Regions from separate parts of the Homo sapiens genome. Here region 1 is linked to region 2. Evidence: chromatin loops called from intact Hi-C (ENCODE). Cell type or tissue: dorsolateral prefrontal cortex. All regions are shown on one strand.

Region 1 (2,500 bases), 52 kb after region 2:
GTGTTGGGCCACGTTCAAAGCTGTACTGGGCCCGCCTGCGGGCCACAGGTTGCACAAGCTTGGGCTATAGGGTCTGCATAGCTGTGCTTTTTTATCTTGGATTTTATTCTGTAAGAGATACGGGGCCTTGCTGTCTTAGTCCATTTGAGCTGCTGTAGCAATACATCATAAAGAGAGTGGCTTATAAACAACAGAAATTTATTGATTTCTCACAGTTCTGGAGGCTGAGAAGTCCAAGGTCAAGGTGCCAGCAGATTCAGCATCTTGTGAGGGCCCATTTCCTCGTTCATAGATGGTGCCTTCTCACTGTGTCCTCATGAGATGGAAAGGAAAGAAGCTCTCTGGGGCCTTTTATTAATGCACTAATCCCATTCATTTAATCACCTTCCAGAGGCCCTACCTCCTCATACCATCACATGGGGGATTAGGTTTCAACCCATGAATTTTGGTGAGACACAAACATTCAGACCATAGCAATTTCAAGGGTTTGAAATGGGATGAGGAAGGAATAACTATATTTGAGATTTAGAAGCTTCTCGTTTGCAGTGTGCAGGGAGAGCTAAGATAGGGAATAGACAGGAGAGGAGGGGGTTTGAAGCAGAGTGGATGCAGAAATGAGGGAGGGTGGCTCAGCAGACCCCCTGGGTTCCACAGTGGAAATGGGGGCAGATGGTGATGCCAGTCATTAAGACTGTGTTTCAGTTGGTGAGTCCCAGTCTCTAGGTCTACAAAATGAGAATAAGGGATGATGATGGGGATTAAAGGCAATCTCATGGGGGCTGTGCTTGGAGGGCACTGTCACCTGTGTTTTTTTCCTTCTTTCAATTGAAAGCTCCCAACCTTGTGTTCCAATCCCCCAGGGCCTTGCTCTTTGATAACTCAGCTGATGAATTACTTCTCATCACAGGTGGGAGTTAATGGTTGATGGGAATTAATATGTTATCCGGTCCTGGTAGCCTATTTCCATTTTAAACAGAGGTTCTCACTAACTAGACTAAAGGAGTCCTCAGACTTTTAGGGCAGCCTTGAATTTGTCATCAAAATTTTGCCAGAAAATCTTCAAATGTCCAATTTTAGCTTCAACTTATATTTTTTAGTTTCCTCTCTATTCAACTTACATTTTTTAGGTTTCTCTCTACTGGGGTCTCAAATTGAGACCAGGTTAAAAAAAATTCTCTCTCTCTCTCTCTCTCTCTCTCTCTCTCTCTCTCTCTCTCTCTCTCTCGGAAAATTTACTCTCTTTTGCCCCCTAGTGTCAGACTTTTGAATACCTCTTTGAGTCCAGTCACTTTGGGATTGATTGAAAAAATGATGATTGCATGTCTCCTGTTTGCTGGGTGCCACAAAGATCCTCACTGCCTGATCTTATCATGGCCATTCAGTCCATTCCTAAAGAAGCAGCAAGGCATATAAACAAAGTTAAAATGAATTCTGTCTGGAAGATTTTATATCTTTTTTTTAGCATTTCACATTACTCTTTGATACAACAAATCAGAGTCATCAGAGGACGAGCTTGGTAAAGGACAGTTGTCAAAGTCCTAATTCCTGAGAAGGACAAGATGCCTCTTCACTGAACTCCACCCCCCAGACGCCGGCCTCAGCTCATAGCACAGAGGAAAATTATGATCCTTGAGCATAAATTGCTTTACAAAGAGTTGAAAATTGGTGCTCTGTGCCCCAGCCATTGTATTAGTCCATTTTCACACTGCTATTAAAGAACTACCTGAGACTGGGTAATTTATAAAGAAAAGAGATTTAATTGATGAACAGTTCCCCAGAGGAGAACTGAGGCCCAGTCTCCTGAGGCCTCAGGAAACTTAGAATCATGGCAGAAGGCAAAGAGGAGGCATGGCACATCTTACATGGGGTCAGGAGAGAATGAGAGTGAGGGGGGACGTGCCACACTTTTAAACCATCAGATCCTGAGAGAACTCACTCACTGTCACAAGAACAGCAAGGGGGAAATCCACCACCAGGTCCAGTCACCTCTCACCAGGCCCTTCCCCTGACACATGGGGATCACAGTTTCACATGAGATTCAGAGACACAGATCCAAACCATATCAGTCAGTCATCATTCCTGCCGCATCTTGTATTTTCTTCTATTGTCCTGGATTCGGGGGAGTGTGGGAAGTTTTTAAGTTATACTGTGTTTTGTTACAGGTTTAATGAGAAAAATATGAAAAGATTACCCATCCATACCGTTGCTAGTATCTTGAGACAATTAAGGCATATGGTAATGGAAAAATATGAACTCTTCAGCGAGGGTGGTGGAAACTCCTTTTCCAAGAGGGAAAAGGGAAATCCCTTTTCCAAGAGGGCTGTTGAAACTCTTTTCCCTTTCTGGCGAATAATTTTAGAAAAATAGTCATGTTATCCACAAAGTAGTCTCTTTTGAAAAATCCAAACAGATTGAAAAAAGAGACTTAAATTCTCCGTAAGTTATATTTTAATGCTCAGGATGATTCAGGTCAGTGCCCAACACAGTGCCTGATGCACAT
Region 2 (2,500 bases):
GCAGTCCTCCCACTTCAGCCTCCTGAGTAGCTGAGACTACAGGCATGCATCACCATACCTGGCTAATTTTTTAGTTTTTGTAGAGATGGGGTCTCACTATGTTGCTCAGGCTGGTCTCGAACTTCTGGCCTGAAGTGATCCTCCTGCCTCAGCTTCCCAAAGTGCTGGGATTACAGGCATAAGCCACCGTGCCCGGCTCCTGGGAGGGATCTTTAAAGTTCAGATTCCCAGACCCAGCCTTGGCAAGTCTGTTTCAGAAGGTCTGAGCTGAGCAGAGCATGATTCTCTGCTTGGATGATTCTACCCAGCCATGTCAGAACACCTGTAGGCTCTTAACGCTGTGTGTCCTCCTAGCTCTGACATCCTCGTCCTCAGCCACAGGCCCTGGCATGTCCTGCCATGCTGGGTGAAGTTGGTTTTCTTGGTGCCAGGTCACCAGGTGGGGTTTCTGGGTAGTGGCAATGGCTGTTCCCCTCCTGCAATTAGCAGGAGTTAAAATGTCTGGGTTCTGAACTTGTGTGTCTCTGCTGCCACCAGTAATTACACAAGGTCAAGTAGGTTTATGATAGCTGAAATTCTAACAGTTTGGGGGCCTGTGTCCCCAATTCGCTTTGGTTTGTGGTCTCATTCTCCCAGCCAGCCTTAAGGAGGAGGGGGGCGTGGGGCACAGCTGCTCCTACCCCGAGAGCACACAGAGCTCAAGTGCCAGGCTTTGCCTCCGGAAGCATCTGTCTATTTCCATTGTCTGCCTCTCCTTGGACACAGAAGAATGATTATAACCAAATGGAGGGGTCCTCCTTCACCCGATCTCCCTGCACATTTCCAGATGGCTTTTGTAGAAGTTGTAGTCTTGCTCTTGATGTGCAAATCTGTTGGGTAATAGAGGTCTCATCGTGCTGGAAGAAGTGCCTCCCCAGTTAATTCTCCTCCACCCAAGCAGTCAGTGAAGGTTCAGCAGCTGGCAGAATGGAAATTGATGGTGGACATGTGACTTGACTGGCTGAGCTCCATAATGCTCATTCCTCATTGTCATTTCTCATGTGCACTGTGGGTGTGTGTCTCTTGGACAAGAGGATTGTGGTCTGGAATCCTGGAGGGATCTTGCAAAGCAGATCCAGATCTTGGTGTATGGAGTTAGGGCGGGGTGGTGGTGGTGCTGGATGGAGTGGGAGGGAAGACCTGGATCCTCTGAAGGCCAGCGCGTGTCTGGGCCAGCAGGAAGGGGCTGAAGTGCGTGAAGGCTCATCCAAGGGTTACTATCAGTCAGGTCACTTTCTCTGTGACTGTGGCTGAGCTTTACTGCCTCTGGAGATCCACATGCCTGTACAATCTTGCCTTCTGGGTGGGTCTGTAATTGTTCCTCATGGGTATTTTAGTAATGTCTGGATGTATCTTTCCCCCACTTCTTCTCACCCTCCTGTTTGCTCAAGCATCCCAGCTCCGGAAGGCTTCAGATTCTATCTCCTGCTCCTTTAACCCAGCTGCCCTGGGTTCACTTCATTCCAACAGAGGTCTCCTCTCTTACATCCAGCTCCCAAAATCGACAGCATTGAATACAACGCTGACTCTGAAACTTGCTCACTGGGGGATCTCCAAAAGGCTTTTTAACTTCTCCAAGAGACCCTCTGCTTTCCCATCTTTTTTGGTTTGTTTTTATAAAGGAGGAAAGGACACTGACCTTTGCATGGCACTGTGCTGGGCTCTTTGCTTACACTGCTTCATTGGATCTCCATAATAGTCCCATGAGATGGACACCATTACGACCCCTGCTTTCTAGTTGGGGAAACTGAGGCATAGAGCAGTCCTTTCCAAGATCTTATAGCTGCTAAGTAGCAGAGGTCGAATGAATTTAAGTCCCAATAGTTTCACTTTGTTGTTGTTGTTGTTTTTGAGACGAAGTTTTTTTTTTGTTTGTTTTTGTTTTTGTTTCTGTTTGAGACGGAGTCTTACTTATTCTGTCACCCAGGCTGAAGTGCAGTGGCAAAATCTCGGCTCACTGCAGCCTCCACCTCCCGGTTCAAGTGATTCCCCTGCCTCAGCCTCCTGAGTAGCTGGGATTCCAGGCTCATGCTACCACGCCCAGCTAATTTTTGTAGTTTTAGTGGAGACGGGGTTTCACCATGTTGGCCAGATTGGGCTTGAACTCCTGACCTCAGGTGATCTGCCCACCTTGGCTCCCAAAGTGCTGGGATTACAGGCGTTAGCCACCACACCAGGTCCCAGTAGTCTAATTTTGGAACCCCAGGCCTCCATTGGCTTTCTCTGTTGTAAATGTTTTTGCAATATAGATGTTTTAATAGCTTATGTAAAATCTTGTCATTGTGTAATTATGGTATTATGGAATCACATTTCTCTTGCATTTAGTTCATGTAAACGAAACTAGAATCTCTTAGGAAAAAAAGAGAAAAACAGCAGTTTAATCTCACTGTTCCACTTAATGAGTGTATATTCTGAAGGATACAGGAGATTGGGGGTGGTGAATCTGCTGGACTCCCTGTAC

What was found. A loop is a pair of places that touch in the nucleus more often than their neighbours do. Peaks named below come from ENCODE experiments on the same cell type or tissue, not always from the same donor. Only the 100,000 strongest peaks of a DNase experiment are listed, where the experiment ranks them.
Region 1: it touches region 2 in a loop (2.6-fold over the local background); 3 of 110 quality-filtered maps call a loop at or near these places.

The regions. Positions count from the first base shown.
Region 1 is chr3:56,994,346-56,996,845 of GRCh38, reverse strand. It overlaps a transcript of ARHGEF3 not described here. Among named protein-coding and RNA genes, the nearest start is that of ARHGEF3-AS1, 56 kb to the right of the region's middle. In dorsolateral prefrontal cortex, CTCF peaks have their summits at 1,048 and 1,249 (motif pointing left); no DNase peak of the experiment used is centred here.
Region 2 is chr3:57,046,786-57,049,285 of GRCh38, reverse strand. It overlaps a transcript of ARHGEF3 not described here. Among named protein-coding and RNA genes, the nearest start is that of SPATA12, 13 kb to the left of the region's middle. In dorsolateral prefrontal cortex, no CTCF peak of the experiment used is centred here; a DNase peak (open chromatin) is centred at 1,022; H3K4me3 peaks cover 532 bases; H3K27ac peaks cover 401 bases.